Linked DNA regions of Homo sapiens: all the other regions are linked to region 4. A link is a contact called in ENCODE Hi-C or POLR2A ChIA-PET data. All regions are on one chromosome and are shown on one strand. Each heading gives the region's core, a stretch centred on a gene start or an enhancer-like site at or near the end of the contact. The rest is flanking DNA. Distances are from core to core; before and after follow the strand shown.

Evidence for each region. Hi-C counts contacts between places; a loop is a spot of excess contacts on that map. ChIA-PET counts read pairs that join two places held with the same protein, here RNA polymerase II (POLR2A). Pooled maps may share reads with other maps.
Region 1: a loop to region 4 is called in a map of ascending aorta, with 6 times the contacts of the local background. The contact joins the promoter of ZNF66 here to the promoter of ZNF724 in region 4. A Hi-C loop is called at or near these places in 2 of 168 maps with a recorded cell type or tissue (ascending aorta and naive thymus-derived CD4-positive, alpha-beta T cell), 1 of 37 single-sample maps with no recorded cell type and 10 of 50 pooled maps.
Region 2: a pooled map shows a loop between it and region 4 (11-fold over the local background). The contact joins the promoter of ZNF85 here to the promoter of ZNF724 in region 4. A Hi-C loop is called at or near these places in 1 of 37 single-sample maps with no recorded cell type and 6 of 50 pooled maps. POLR2A ChIA-PET finds 5 or more read pairs at or near these places in 1 of 52 experiments (common myeloid progenitor, CD34-positive).
Region 3: a pooled map shows a loop between it and region 4 (12-fold over the local background). The contact joins the promoter of ZNF737 here to the promoter of ZNF724 in region 4. A Hi-C loop is called at or near these places in 6 of 50 pooled maps. POLR2A ChIA-PET finds 5 or more read pairs at or near these places in 3 of 52 experiments (T-cell, activated CD4-positive, alpha-beta T cell and naive thymus-derived CD4-positive, alpha-beta T cell).

The regions. Positions count from the first base shown.
Region 1 is chr19:20,774,658-20,778,944 of GRCh38, forward strand. ZNF66 (zinc finger protein 66) reads left to right here and starts at 1,647. Exons shown (of 4, transcript NM_001355197.2): 1 at 1,647-1,793. The coding sequence starts at 1,791.
Region 2 is chr19:20,921,044-20,924,856 of GRCh38, forward strand. ZNF85 (zinc finger protein 85) reads left to right here and starts at 2,208. Exons shown (of 4, transcript NM_003429.5): 1 at 2,208-2,360. The coding sequence starts at 2,358.
Region 3 is chr19:20,564,209-20,568,505 of GRCh38, forward strand. It overlaps ZNF737 (zinc finger protein 737), which reads right to left and starts at 1,573. Exons shown (of 4, transcript NM_001159293.2): 1 at 1,430-1,573. The coding sequence starts at 1,432. The region is part of intron 2 of LOC105372316 (a long non-coding RNA gene); the gene reads left to right. RefSeq lists enhancers at 1,006-1,165, 1,376-1,425.
Region 4 is chr19:23,249,136-23,253,030 of GRCh38, forward strand. ZNF724 (zinc finger protein 724) reads right to left here and starts at 1,259. Exons shown (of 4, transcript NM_001355404.2): 1 at 1,105-1,259. The coding sequence starts at 1,107. RefSeq lists an enhancer at 880-1,169 and a silencer at 1,300-1,359.

The DNA of each region.
Region 1 (4,287 bases), core at 397-2,896, 2.5 Mb before region 4:
CCCACAAAGGCCAGTTCCCCTGAACCATTCAATCACAAAGAAGGAGAACTGGGAGTGATCCCATCTCAGGATATGGGAAATCCTTGAGCCTCCAGCCCTATCCTTCTGGTCAAAAAGGGGCCCACTTTTGTTTTCAAATCCTGTTTGTGATGCCAAAAATGTTCTGTATGGGAAACGTGGGAGAGGAGAAGAAAAGACATACATACAATAACTTTAATGGTAAACAAGCTTTAACCCACATCAATATCAATGCAGACAGAATAAACTAATGATATAATAAGCAAATGATATAATAAGCAAATAAATATAATACACAGATTGATATAATAAGCAAATTGCAGTAAGAAGAGGAGATGGGAAAAGATATATATATATATTTACCCTCACTAGACTATGGAGGATTACCAACTGAGTAGGAAGAAACAGCCCAGGCTCCAGAGTCGGCCACCCATTCATGCACAGACAAGGAGTCTCATGAAGCTTCAGGGTGGTCTGGGACCCTAGCTCTTTTGTAACGAGTTGTTTGGCATAAGGCCCAGTGAGGAGGGCCATTTGGGACTTGCCTCACGGAACACAAAAGGGTCAAGTTGTTTTTGTGATTGTCTATTGTTTTTCAACAACTAATGTATAGTAATAGAATGAAATAGACATTTCTTTGATACAGCTCTGGATGAACACCTCAGGGGCTCACAACCAGGACCTGTTCTGGGACTTGGTGACCATTGTGTCCACGTTCAATTGAGTTCAAATTTAACATTTAACTTTTCCTCCATAAATTCTCCTGTCTTCATGAATTGGCTCTGTCTAGGCAAAGGGCAAAATGAACCCCTTGGGCTGTTACATAACCTCCACCTCCTGGGTTCAAGTGATTCTCCTGCCTCAGCCTCCGGAGTAGCTGGGACCACAGATGTGCACCACCATACCCAGCTAATTTTTTACATTGTGAGTAGAGATGGGGTTTCACCATGTTGGCCAGGCTAGTCTTGAACTCCTGACCTCAAGTGATCCACCCACCTTGGCCTCCCAAAGTGTTGGGATTACTGGCATGAGCTACCTGTGCCTGACCCTAAATTATTTCTATCTCTTATAGCAGTTTGAAATTACTTAAAGGTTGTTTCAAGTTGAAAAAATAAGAAGAATGTGGATAAAAATAAAATATAAATAGATAAAAAAATTACAGGGATTACAAAATATATATGTAAATCTGGAGTGGTCAAAAATGACAAATTTGATTTATTTATAAGGTTTTATTAAAATTAGCTTTAATCGTTAATACACTATTACCAAAGTAAAAGCTGATTTTCTCTTGAACAAAAATTTTATGTATTATTAATATGACAGCAAAATACTTCTGTTCACCTTTGAATACATTCAACAAGACAGAGAGTAAAAAAGAGATAAAATGTTCCCATGCTCTGGCATGGACCAGGCTCAGCTCTGGGAGGAAGCCCTGCCTGAAAAGGCTGCAGCTTAGGCTGTCACTCTTTTCTTCACTCCGCCCAGCAGCTGATCACATCTTCTGTCACTCAGTGTCTGAGGGGGCGGGACCTTAAGCATTAGCCAATCAGAGGCGCTGGGCTGGAAACCGTCCAATCAGGCACGCAGCTGGAATGAACAGGACGGCTTCCGGATTTGGCGGGGTCTTTGTCTCTCCCTGCAGCTGGAGCTCCAGGTCGTCTGTTCACTGCTCTCTGTCTTCTTCTCCTAGAGGCCCAGCCTCTGTGGCCCTGTGTCCTGCAGGTATTGGGAGATCCACAGCTAAGACGCCAGGACCCCCTGGAAGCCTAGAAATGGTGAGAGTGCCGGTCCAGCATCCCGAGAGAGGTGAAGTGTCTGTGGCGGGACTCAGGCCTCCCCTCAGTCAGCTCCACAATCTGCACCCCGAATTCTCCTTACCCAGCTCTGCCTCAGTCCCATTCAGCCATAAGATGGCGGCTACGCTGACAGCCTGGCCCCCGGGCGTCCTGTCGCTTCCCCGCGCAGTGACTGTGCCCCTGGCCTGGAGCGCTCTGTGGGCAGCTCTGCACCCGCAGTGCCGTGTCTCTCCCAGATTGTGCAGGGACCACCGGAGGGTCTTCAGGGGAGAATGCTGACTCGCGGTGCGGGTTCATGAATGGGAAGAGCTTTGGTCTGTGGGGTTCACAGTTTCTCTTTTCTGCTATTAAAATTGTATGGGGCCGGGCGCGGTCGTTCAAGCCTGTAATCCCCGCACGTTGGGAGGCCGAGGCGGGCGGATCACTTGAGGTCAGGAGTTGAAGACCAGACTGACCAAAATGGGGAAACCCCTTGTCTACTAAAAATACAAAAATTAGGTGGATATGTTGGCGAATGTCTGTAGTCCCAGCTTCTCGGGAGGCAGAAGTGAGAGAATCGCTTGAACCCGGGAGGCGGAGGTTGCAGTGAGCTGAAATCCTGCCACTGCACTCCAGCCTGGGCGACAGAGCAAGACTCTTGTCTAAAAAAAAAAAAAAAAAAAAAAAATTATGGGAGTCACTGCAAAAATATCAAACAATTTAATCAAAGAGTGATTCAAGAATTGTAGAGCACCCAGCTATAGTTTGTAGTTTGTGGTCCATGGGAGAGGCTTGAAGAAAAGACATTTATAAAATGCATGATGAGGAAAACCAAATTCAATAATTTGTTAGGTTTAGTAATGTAGTTTCTTAATTTGTACAATCAAGGTGGAAATTTCCTGGTTATGTAATTAGAGCTTAATTGGCAGTTTATAGTTGCTGAAGCCTGAATTTTGTTTCCCCTAATGTAGTAATTTGCCAAAAAATGCACTTGAGCTTAGATTTTTTTTTTTTTTTTTTTTTAGAAATAGAAATCCGGGGACTAGAGCCTCTTCAGTCTAATTGCCTGCCACTTAATTATTTTCACATCCCACAGGGGACTGACTTTCCCTGGCATTTTTCACATGTGTCCCAAGCAGGGCCTCAAGTGTCCCCCATGTTCCTCAATTAATTATTATTATTATTATTATTTTTTGAGACGGAGTCTTGCTCTGTCGCCAGGCTAGAGTGCAGTGTCAGATCTTGGCTCACTGCAACCTCCACCTCATGGGTTCAAGCGATTCTCCTGCTTCAGCCTCTCCAGTAGTTGGGACTACAGGCAAGCGCCACCACTCCCAGCTAGTTTTCATATTTTTAGTAGAGATGAGGTTTCACCATGTTTGCCAGGAATGCTAGTTACCAAGGAAAAATATAGGGAAAATCTCTCTTCCATTTTGGCTGTAGACAATGAATATATTTCCACAGGAAAATGTGGTAGATAATTGAGGAGTTACATGGATTCATCAACACATTAGTTCCTCTTTTTGCAGGGTAAATTTTTTCTATATCCTTTTATTTTGATTTCTGAGTTAAATGCTAAATTTTAAGTGATGAAACATGGTACCTTCTAGAAGTGTTCCCATATGACTAATTTTTTACTACATTATTTTATTTATTTACTTATTTTTTTGAAACAGAGTCTCACTCCGTCACCAGGTTGGAGTGCAGTGGCGTGATCTCGGCTCACGCAACCTCTGCCTCCCAGGTTCAAGCAGTTCTCCTGCCTCAGCCTCCCAAGTAGCTGGGATTACAGGTGTGTGTCACCACGTCCAGCCAATTTTTTTGTGTTTTTAGTAGAGACAGGGTTTCACCATGTTGGCCAAAATGTTCTCAATCTTCTGACCTCGTGATCTACCCACCTTGGCCTTCCAAAGTGTTGGGATTAGAGGCGTGAGCCACAGTGCCCGGCCTACTGCATTATTTTTAAGATAAATAATAAAATAATACATACATTGTCTGAAAGAAGTAGATATATATGCTTTTCTTATAGGGGTATAAAATGCAAGCATCTTAGCCAGGTGCAGTGGCTCATGCCTGTAGTTTCAGCACTTTGGGAGGCCTAGACAGGTTGATTACTTGAGGTCAGGAATTTGAGACCAGCCTGCCCAACATGGTGAAACTCATCTCTACTAAAAATACAAAAGTTAGCCAGGTGTGGTGGCATATGCCTGTATTCCCAGCTACTTGGGAGGCTGAGGAACAAGAATGTCTTGAACCCGGGAGGTGGAGGTTGCAGTGAGCCGAGATCATGCCACTGAACTCCAGCCTGGGCCACAGAGTGAGACTTCGTCTCAAAAAAAAAAAAAAAAAAGTAAGAACCTTAAAATTTCCTTCCCTTATGTAAACACTGCGTTTGAGTAATTTCCCTGGATTTTTCAAACACATAGTTTCAAAAACTAAGTGAGTAATTCTGACATGGAAATTAAAGCTTGAACCTAGTGACTCCAAGCTAAGG
Region 2 (3,813 bases), core at 958-3,457, 2.3 Mb before region 4:
TCTGGAATTACAGGCATGAGCCAGCATGTCCGGCCTGCTTCTGTTTTTCTTTCAGAATGCTGCCATATTCATGAAAAAAAGCCCATATTAGGCCAGGCACGGTGGCTGGTGCCTGTAATCGCAGCACTTTGGGAGGCCAAGATGGACAGATCAAGAGGTCAGGAGATCGAGAACATCCTGGCTAACACAGTGAAACCCCGTCTCTACTCAAAATACAAAAAAATTAACCGGGTGTGGTGGTGGGCACCTGTAGTCCCAGCTACTCAGGGGGCTGAGGCATGAGAATCACTTGAACCTAGGAGGTGGAGCTTGCAGTGAGCAGAGATCGCACCACTGCACTCCAGCCTGGGCGACAGAACGAGACTCCGTCTCAAAAAAAGAAAAGAAAAAAGCCCATATTAGCCAACTGGAGTATAAGATACTATGAAGAGGAGAAGTAAGGTATCCCTGTTGACAGTCCCAGAAGCAGAAGCTCACCTCTACAAGCACAGCTGCTGCTTTCCTAGTCAATGAGCAGCTCATGATACATGTCTGAAGGAGCTCAGCTGAGAACAGAAGAATGGCCCCACTGAGCCCAGCCTAAATGGCTGAGCATTTCAATTATGAGCAAATCAGTTTTGGATGGTTCATTATGCTGCCATAGTTAACTAATATGTGCACCCAGTGCAGATAGAATGCCAAGATTTAATAACAGGTTGATTACTAGTTACCTTCTAACATTGGGCACCATAAAAGTACTGATATTTTTCCCGATTTAAAGTTAGATGTCTTGTAAGATAATGTTGAGAAATGCAGAAATATGGCCAGGGGTGGTGGCTTATGCCTATAATCCCAGCACTTTAGGAGGCCAAGGCGGTTGGATCACCTAAGGTCAGGAGTTCAAGACCAGCCTGACCAACATGGAGAAATCCCGTCTCTACTAAAAGTACAAAAAATTAGCCGGGCGTGGTAGTGCATGCCTGTAATCCCAGCTACTCGGGAGGCTGAGGTAGGAGAATTGCTTGAACCCAGGAGGCAGAGGTTGCAGTGAGCCAAGACCACACCATTGCGCTTTAGCCTGGGCAACAAGAGTGAAACTCCATCTCAAAAAAAAGAAATGCCGAAATACATGTGGACATGTATGCATGTGATTGTGCTTATATTCACTCAGTTTCCCACACCACAGAAGAAAACAGGTAACCACAGCCTGAACATTAGAGTCGAGGTCAAATAGCAAAATAAGTTTGCCTTTAATCTATTTTCTTCCTATGTAAACATTAAAGGTCAAGACTGTGAACAGATCTGAAGACATAGTTTTTTTTCTCCTGTGGCCCATCATCCTTTGCTCACTGTCTGATCTCTGAAAGAAAGATGGGCAACAGGTGGTAAGCAGTGGTTTACCTGTGATTTATTCCTGCTGCCATCAGCTTTTTCTATAGCCACTATTTGTTTCACCCTCGGAACTGAAAAGAGACGTTGATAAATAGAGGCTGTCCCCTCACCTGTGGCAGAAAAGGGGTGTTCAGGCCCTCCACCCCCACTGACATCACAGCTGTACTTCAATGTGGCAGCTATTGGCCATGTGTGGCTCCTGGGTGCCTGGAATGTGGCTGGTCTGAACTGCGATGTGCTAGAAAGGTAAAATACAGAATTAGTTTCAAAGATTTTGTTTCAAATGTATTTATATTTCATTAATAATTACATATTGCTCACATATTAAAATGAAAATATTTTGAATATATTGGGTTAAATAAATTGCTACAATCAATTCCACTTGTTTCTTCTTTCTTTTTAAAGTTTGGCTACTAGAAAATTTAAAATTCACCTGTGACTCACATTTTATTTCAGAGGATTGCCTGTTCAAAGGACCAGAATACAGGAAGGTCATAAAATCTAAAATTTTAGAACAATTGTTGTTATACTTTGTTCATTTGTGAATAGCCATATAATATATTATTTTTGAATGCATATAAATTGATACACAAGGTAAGGGCAAATACTCTCTGGTGTGAGCCTGGCTCAGCTCAGGAAGGAAGCCCTGTCTGAAAAGGCTGCAGCCTAGGCTGTCACTCGCTCTTCTTTCAGCCCAGCATCTGATCACATCTTCTGTCACTCAGGGCCTGAAAAGAAGGTGCCTTAAATATCATCCAATCAGAGACGCTGGGCTGGGAACCGTCCAATCAGGAACGCAGCTGGTGCGGATAGGGCGGCTTCCGGGATGTGGCGGGGCCTTTGTCTCTCGCTGCAGCCTGAGCTCTAGGTCTTGTTTTCCCTGCTTTGTGTTTTCTGCTCGTGGACGCCCAGCCTCTGTGGCCCTGTGGCCTGCAGGTATTGGGAGATCCACAGCTAAGACGCCGGGACCCCCTGGAAGCCTAGAAATGGTGAGAGTGCCAGGTCCGCCATCCCGAGGGGGAAAGGGGTTGGTTGAAACCGGTGGGAAGCGGCTGTGGCGGGACTCAGGCCTCCCTGTAGTCAGCTCCACAATCTGCGCTCCAGTTCTTTTTGCCCAGCTCGGCCCCAGTTCCTCCAGCCATAAGATGGCGGCTGCGCTGACAGCCGGCCCGGGCGTCCTGTCTCTTCCCTGCGCAGTGACTGTGCCCTGGACTGGAGCCCTCTCTGGGCAGCTCTGCATTCGCAGCACCGCGTCTCTCCCAGATTGAGCAGGGACCACGGGAGGGTTGTCAGGGGAGAATCCTGACTCGGGGTGCGGGTTCATGAAAGAGCTTTGGGCTGTGGGGTTCCCAGTTCCTCTTTTTTTCTGTTAAAAATGTATGGGGGGACGGGCGTGGTGGCTCACGCCTGTAATTTCAGCACTTTGGGAAGCCGAGGCGGGCGGATCATCTGAGGTCAGGAGTTCAAGACCATCCTGGCCAACATGGTGAAACCCCGTCTCAATTTTTAAAAATACAAAAATTAGCCGGGCGTCGTGGCGCGCGCCTGCAATCCCAGCTACTCAGGAGTTTGAGGCAGGAGAATCGCTTGAACCCGGGAGGCGGAGGTTGCAGTGAGCCTACATCGCGCCACTGCACTCCAGCCTGGGCAATAAGAGTGAAACTCCGTCTCAAAAAAAAAAAAAAAAGATGTATAGGAGTCACCGCAAAAATATTAAAGAACTTAAAAAGTGGTTCAAGTATTGTAGAGCACTCAGCTATGGTTTGTAGTTTGTGGTCCATGGGAGGAGCTTGAATAAAAGACTTTTATAAGGTGCATGATAAAAAAATCAAATTAGTAATTGGTTAGGTACAGTTATATAGTCTCTTAATTTGTACGATCGTGTTGGCAATTTTCTGGTTATGTGATCAGAATTTAATTGGCAGTTTATAGTTGGTTAAGCCTGAATTTTGTTTTCCCCGATGTGGTAATTTACTAAAAAATGAAATTTTAGTTAGATTTTTTTAAAAAGGAGGACCCCAGGGACTAGAGCCACCTCAGTCTAATTGCCTGCCACTGAATCATTTTCACAGTCCACAGGGGACTTCTTTTCCCCTGCATTTTTCACATATGTCTCAAGCAGGGTCTCAAGTCTACTTCTTACTCCCTGTTCTTCCAGATTAACTCTGATTTACAGTAAAATACTAAATTTCCAGTGTCATTGACATTCCCAAATGCCACCTTCCCCTCTCTGATACACATTATCAATTATTTGTCCTTTATTGTACATTTTATATTTCAATTAATAATTCTTCCACAAAACATTGGATGGCACTATTTAAAAAATTGTCTTCTGTTTGTAAATATTTCCCATGAGAAGAAAGTGAATAATAATCCCTGACACCATATTGTAAAAAAATCTCTGTGTCTCTTTTCCTTTTATCTTCCCTAGGCACAGAGTTC
Region 3 (4,297 bases), core at 323-2,822, 2.7 Mb before region 4:
ATATGGGAACACTTCTAGAAGGTACCATGTTTCATCACATATAATTTAGCATTTAACTCAGAACTCAACAGGATATAGAACTGAGATATTCACTGTCACAAATTTCCCCTGCAAAAAGAGGAACTAATGTGTTGACGAATCTATGTAACTCATCAATTATCTACCACATTTTCCTGTGGAAATATATTCATTGTCTACAGCCAAAATGGAAGAGAGATTTTCCCTATTTTTTTCCTTGGTAACTAGCATTCCTGGCTAACATACTGAAACTCCATCTCTACTAAAAATACAAAAATTAGCTGGGCGTGGTGTCGCGTGCCCATAGCCCCAACTACTCCAGAGGCTGAAGCAGAAGAATGCTTGAACCTGAGAGGCGGAGGTTGCAGTGAGCCGAGATCTGACACTGCACTCCAGCTCTGGCGACAGAGCGAGACTCCGTCTCAAAAAAAAAAAAATAAAAATAATAAATTGAGGAACATGGGGTACACTTGAGGCCTTGCTTGAGACACATGTGGAAAATGCCAGGGAAAATCAGTCCGCTGTGGCGTGTGAAAATAATTAAGTGGCAGGCAATTAGACTGAAGAAGCTCTAGTCCCTGGATTTCTACCTCAAAAAAAAAAAAATCTAAGCTCATGTGCATTTTTTGGGAAATTACTACATTAGGGGAAACAAAATTCAGGCTTAAGCAACTATAAACTGCCAATTAAACTGTAATTACATAACCAGGAATTTTTTTTTTTTTTTTGAGACGGAGTCTCACTGTCGCGCAGGCTGGAGTGCAGTGGCAAGATCTCAGCTCACTGCAACATCCACCTCCGGAGTTCAAGCGATTCTCTCACTTCTGCCTCCCGAGAAGCTGTGATTACAGACATCTGTCATCACACCCAGCTAATTTTTGCATTTTTAGTAGACATGGGGTTTCCCCATTTGGGCCAGGCTTATCTTGAAGTCCTGACCTCAAGTTATCCGCCTGCCTCGGCCTCCCAAAGTGCTGGGATTACAGGCGTGAACGACTGCGCCCGGCCCCATAAATTTTGAATAGCAGAAAACAGAAACTGTGAACTCCACGGACCAAAGCTCTTCCCATTCATGAACCTGCACCCCGAGTCAGGATTCTCCCCTGACGACCCTCTGGTGGTCCCTGCACATTCTGGGAGAGACGGGAGGCTGCGGTTGCAGAGCTGCCCACGGAGCGCTCCAGGCCAGAGCAGTCACTACGCAGGGAAGACACAGGACGCCAGGGGGCCCGGCTGTCAGCGTAGCCGCCAAATTATGGCTGAACGGGACTGAGGCCGAGCTGGGCAAGGAGAACTCAGGGTGCAGATTGTGGAGCTGACTGCGCAGAGGCCTGAGTCCCGCCACAGCCACTTCCCACCGGTTCCAACCAGCCTATCCCCCTCTCTCGGGATGTCGGACCGGCACTCTCACCATTTCTAGGCTTCCAGGGGCTCCCGGGCGTCTTAGCTGTGGATCTCCCAATACCTGCAGGACACAGGGCCACAGAGGCTGGGCCTCTAGGAGCAGAGGACACACAGCAGTGAAGACAAGACCTGGAGCTCCGGCTGCAGAGACAAAGGCCCCGCAAAACCCGGAAGCCTTCCGCTTCACTCTGGCTGCGTGCCTGATTGGACGGCTTCCAGCCCAGCGTCCCTGATTGGATAATGCTTAAATCCCCGCCCCCTCAGGCCCTGAGTGACAGAAGATATGATCAGATGCTGGGTTAAGTGAACAAAGAGTGCCAGCCTAAGCAGCTGGCTTTTCAAACAGTGCTTCCTCCCTGAGCTGAGCCAGGCCCACCCCAGAGCATGGGAATATTTTATCTCTTGTTTACTCTCTTTCTTGTTGAATGTATTAAAAAGGTGAACAGAAGTATTTTGCTGTCATTAATAATACATAAAATTTTTGTTCAACAGAAAATCAACTTTTACTTTGGTAATGGTAAAATCTATTAAAGCTAATTTTAATAAAACCTTATAAATAAATCAAATTTGTCATTTTTGAGCACTCCAGATTTACATATATATTTTGTAATATCTCGTAATTTTAAAAAACTATTTATATTTTATTTTTGTCCACATTCTTTTTATTTTTTCAATTTGAAACAATCTTTAATTTCCAACAGCTATAGGAGATAGAAATCATTTAGAGGCAGGCACGGATAGTTCACGCTGGTAATTCCAACACTTTGGGAGGCCAAGGTGAGCAGATCACTTGAGGTCAGGAGTTCAAGACAAGCCTAGCCAACATGGTGAAACCCCATCTCTAATAATAACTAATAAATAATAATAATAACTAATAATATAAAAAGTTACCTGGGTGTGGGGGTGCACATCTGTAGTCCCAGCTACACCGGAGGCTGAGGCAGGAGAATCACTTGAAGCCAGGAGGCGGAGGTTGTGTAACAGCCCAAGGGGTTTATTTTACCCTTTGCCTAGACAGAGCCGATTCATCAAGACAGGGGAATTTGTGGAGGAAAAGTCACATATTAAATCTGAACTCAATTGAATGTGGACACAAACAATTGTCACCAAGTCCCAGAACAGGTTGTGTGAGCCCCTGAGGTGTTCATCCAGCGCTGTATTGAAGAAATCTCTATTTCAATCTATTCCTATATATTAGTTGTTGAAAAACAATAGACAATCACAAAAAAAGGTTGACCTTTTTGTGTTCCTTGAGGCAAGTCGTGAAGGGCTCTCATCACTGGGCCTTATGCCAAACAACTCGTTACAAAAGAGCTAAGGTCCCAGACCGCCCTGAAGCTTCATAAGACCTCTCCTTGTCTGTGTACGATGGACGGGTGGCTGACTCTAGAGCTGTGGCTGTTGCCTCCCTCTCTGGTGGTGAATCCCCCATAGTCTGGTGAGGGAAAATATATATATATATATATATATATATATATATATATCTTTTCCCATTTCCTCGTCTTATTAAGATTGGCTTATTACATCAATCTGCTTATTATATTTATTTGCTTATTATATCATTTGCTTATTATATTATTACTTTATTATGTCTGCATTGCCATTTACGTGGGATAAAAGTTGTTTACCCTTAATGGTATTGTGTGTGTGTCTTTGTTTCTCCCCTCTCACATTTGCCTCACAGAACATTTTTGGCATCACAAATAGGATTTGAAAACAAAAGTGTACCCCTTTTTGACTAGAAGGACAGGGCTGGAGGGCTCAGGGACTTCCCATATCCTGGGATGGGAACTCCCCCAGTTCTCCCTCTTGGTGATTAAATGGTCAAGGGGAACTGGTTTTTGTGGGAATTGGGAATCTAAATTAGTGCAGTTTAAACCTTTGACTGTGCGGGAAGTGCTGCGGGGGATTCCAGTCAGCAAAGGAGATGCTGAGGGATCTCCCGGAGTGGATGGTGTTTGCTTACTGCTTATAAGTTAATGTATCGTGATAGGGGCTGGTTGCTACAAGATAAATGTAAGCGGAAAAGGAAAATGCTAATCTGACTTCCAGACTGGCCCAATGCCAGTCAATGTCTTGACTGATAAAGCTCAAAGCTATCAGCCTATCGCTGAAAAAAGCAGCTGTCCAGGTGGCCCAGTCAGGATAAAACTGAAGAACTAGTCAGCCGGGGCTTCGAGCAGGTAAAAACCCAGTTCCTATTTCAAAAATGGGAAATTAACCCTAGTAAAATTCAAGGACCTGCACAAAGTATAAAATTCCTTGGCATTTTATGGAATGCAAATAAATAGTCCATTTTACCAAAGGCTAAGGCTAAAATACTAGATTTTGCAACCCCTACCACTAATGTACTGGCTTGTTTGGTTTCTGGAGACATCATATTCCCCACTTGGGTAACATTTTACAACCTCTGCATGCAGCCACTAGAAAACGCTATGACTTTCACTGGGGAGAGAAAGAGAGCATGGCCTTTGAACAAGCTAAACAAGCAGTGCAACTGGCCCTGGATCTATGGCCCATACGGGATGGGCCAGTAGAACTGCAAGTAACTGTCCTAGATCAATATGCTAATTGGAGCCTTGGGCAGAAACAAGATGGGAAGAGGGTACTTTTCGGGATTTGGACCCAGAAACCACCAGAGGGAGGAAAAGCTTATACCTCTTTCAAGAAGCAACTGTTAGCTTGCTATTGAGCTTTGCTGGAAATAGAACACCTATGCTTCAACCATGATGTTTTTATGAGACCTGAAATTCCTATTATGACTTGAGACATGAGTTCCCCCAAAACCCACCAGATAGGGCACACCCAAGAAAGTAGCATCATATAATGGAAATGGCACATACAAAACCAGCCTAAGCCAAAACCAAAGAGGGTA
Region 4 (3,895 bases), core at 9-2,508:
TCCTTCAAGCCCCTCTTATAAACCAAAAACTACAACCCATAGGGGTGCTCTAAAATTTTTGAACCACTCTTTGATTAAATTATTTAATATTTTTGCAGAGACTGCCTTTTTTTTTTTTTTTTCTAGACAGAGTCTTCTTACTCTGTCGCCCAGGCTGGAGTGCAGTGGCGCGATCTTGGCTCACTGCAACCTCCTCCCAGGTTCAAGCGATTGTCCCGCCTCAGCCTCCCGAGTGGCTGGGATTACAAGCATGCGCCACTATGCCCGGCTTTTTTTTTTTGAGACAGAGTCAAGCTCTGTCACCCAAGCTGGACAGCAAATGGCGTCAGCTCGCCTCACTGCAACCTCCGCCTCCCGGGTTCAAGCGATTTTTCTGCGTCAGCCTCCTGAGTAGCTGGGATTACAGGACCGCGCCACCACGCCCGGCTAATTTTTTGTATTTCTAGTAGAAACGGGGGTTTCACCATGTTGGTCAGGCTGGTCTCGAACTCCTGACCTCGTAATCCGCCCACCTCGGCCTCCCAAAGTGCTAGCATTATAGGCGCAGGCCACTGTGCCAGACTAATTTTTATATTTTTAGTAGAGATGGGGTTTCGCCATGTTGGCCAGGCTGGTCTCGAACTCCTGGCCTCGGGTGATCCGCCCGCCTCGGCCTCTCGAAGTGCTGGGATTACAGGCGTGAACCAAAGCGCCCGGCCTGCCATAAATTTTTAATAGGGGGAAAGATGAACTGGAAACGCAGCGGACTAAAGCCCTTCCCATTCATGAACCCGCTCCCCGAGTCAGGATTCTCCCCTGACTACCCTCCCTTGGTCCCTGCACAATCTGGGAGAGACGCTGCGCTGCGGGAGCAGAGCTGCCCAGAGAGGGCTCCAGGTCAGGGCACAGTCACTGGGCGGGGAAGAGACAAGACGCCCGGGGGCCGGCTGTCAGCGAAGCCGCCATCTTATGGCTGAAGGGGACTGAGGCCCAGCTGGGCAAGGAGAACTCAGGGCGCAGTTTGTGGAGATGACTGCGGGGAGGCCCGAGTCCGCCACAGCCACTTCCCACAGGTTTCAACCAGCCCCTCCCTCTCTCTCCGGATGTCGGAGCCGCCACTCTCACCATTTCTAGGCTTCCAGGGGAGGCCCTGGCGTCTTAGCTGTGGATCTCCCAATGCTTGCAGGTCAGAGGGCCACAGAGGCTGGGCCTCTAAGAGCAGGGGACACAAAGCAGGGAAGACGAGACCAAGCGCTCCAGCTGCAGCGAGAGACAAAGGCCCCGCCAAATCCCGGAAGCCGCCCTGTCCGCTCCAGTTGCGTGCCTGATTGGACGGTCCCCAGCTCAGGGTCCCTGATTGGAAAACGTCTAAGGCCCAGCCCCTTCAGGCCTTAAGTGACAGAAGACCTGACCAAACGCTGGACTGAATGAAGAAAGAGTGACAGCCTAAGCTGCAGCGTTTTCAGGCAGGGCTTCCTCCCTGAGCTTAGCCCACCCCGGAGGGTATTTGCATTTGACCTCGTGTATGAGGTTTCATGTATTTATAAATAACATACTATACGGCTATTCACAAATGAAAAATATATAATAACAATAATTTTAAAATTTCAGTTTTTATGATCTTCCTGGCTTCTGGCATTTGAGCAAGCAGCCTGAGACTTTTTTAAAAAGGCAATCCTCTGAAATAAAATATAAGCCACATGTGAATTTTGAATTTTCTAGTAGCCAACTTTAAAAAGAAACAAGAAAAAGGTGGAGTTGATTGTAACAATTTAACTTACCCAATATATCCAAAATATTATCAGTTTAATATGTGAGCAATAATTATATATGTATATACATGTATATGTATGTATATATGTATATATGTGTGTATATATGTATATATGTATGTGTGTATATATGTATATATATGTGTGTGTGTATATATATATACATATATATATATATATATATATATATATATATATATATCACTAAATCTTTGAAACTCACTCTGTATTTTACCATTCCAGCACATCGCAGTTTAGACCAGCGACATTCCAGGCACCCAGGAGCCACACGTGGCCAATAGCTGCCATATTGAAGTGCAGCTGCGATGTCAGCTGAGTGAAGGGCCTGGACATCAGAGGTGGGGGAAAGCCTCTTCCTACCAACATCTCTTCAGTTCCCAGGGTGGAACAGATAGTGGCCATAAAAGAGCAGAAGGCAGCAAGAATAAAATAACCACACATAGACCACTGCTGGCCACCTGTTGACCACCTTCCTTCCAGATTAAACAGTGAACAACAAGTGATGGGGTGACAGGAGAAGTAAACTCTATGTCTTCATATCTGTCCAGTCTTTTTTGAGACAGACTTTCACTCTTATTGCCCAGGCTGGAGTGCAGTGAAGTGCAATGGCAGGATCGCGGCTCACCACAACCTCCACCTCCCAGGTCCAAGCAATTCTCCTACCTCAGCCTCCCAAGTAGCTGGGATTACAGGCACGTGCCACCACACCCAGCTAATCTTTTGTATTTTTATTAGAGACAGGGTTTCTCCATGTTGGTCAGGCTGGTCTTGAACTCCCGACTTCCGGTGATCTGCCGGCTCCCACCTCCCAAAGTGCTGGAATTACAGACGTGACCCACCACGCCCGGCCTTTTTTTTTTTTTTTTGAGACAGACTTGCTCTGTCACCCAGGCTGGAGTGCAGTGGCACGATCTTGGCTCACTGCAACTTCCACCTCTTGGGTTCAAGCAATTCCCTGCCTCAGTCTCCTGAGTAGCTGACATTACAGGCGCCCACCACCACGCCGAGCTAATTTTTGTATTTTTAGTAGAGACAGAATTTCTCCATCTTGGCCAGGCTGGTCTTGAACTACCGACCTCATGATCCACCCGCCTCAGCCTCCCAAAGTGCTGGGATTACAGGCATGAGCCCAGCCTTGTCCACAGTCTTGACCTCCAATGTTTATATATGAAGAAAACAGATTAAAGGCAAACTTATTTTGCTATTTGACCTTGGCCCTAATGGTCAGGCTGTGGTTATCTGTTTTATTTTGTGGTGTGGGGGGGTCTGTGTAAGTACAAATCACATGCATAAATGTCTACGTGTATTTCTGCATTACTCAGCATTATCTTACAAGACATCCAACTTTCTTTTTATTTATTTATTTTGAGACAGAGTCTCACTCTGTTACCCAGGCTGGAGTGCAGCAGCGCAATGCGACCTTGGCTCACTGCAACCTCCACCTCCCGGGTTCAAGCTATTCTCCTACTTCTGCCTCCCCAGTAGCTGGGATTATGGGTGCGTGCCACCACGCCCAGCTGATTTTTTTTGTATTTTTAGTAGAGACAGTGTTTCACCATGTTAACCAGGATGGTCTTCATCTCCGGACCTCGTGATCTGCCCACCTCGGCCTCCCAAAGTGAGCCACCGTGCCCGGCCAAGACATCCAACTTTAAATCAGAAATAAAAAATTAGAGGCTGGGCACGGTGGTTCAGGCCTGTAATCCCAGCACTTTGGGAGGCAAGGCAGGTGGATCACGAGGTCAGAAGATCAAGACCATCCTGACTAACACGACGAAACCCCGTCTCTACTAAAAATACAAAAAATTAGCTGGGCGAGGTGGTGGGCGCCTGTAGTCCCAGCTACTCAGGAGGCTGAAGCAGGAGAATGGCGTGAACCCAGGAGGCGGAGCTTGCAGTGAGCCGAGATGGTGCCACTGCACTCCAGCCTGGGCGAGACTGTGAGACTCCATCTCAAAAAAAAAAAAAAAAAAAAAGTTTGTGACTTATGTATAATCTTTAATAAGGCGACTTTAAAATTATTGGTAAAGTAGTATCAGCAATGTCTTAAATATTGTTAGCATTTTGTTAACTTTTTTGAGATGTAGTCTCACTCTGCCGCTCAGGCTGGAGTGCAGTGGCGC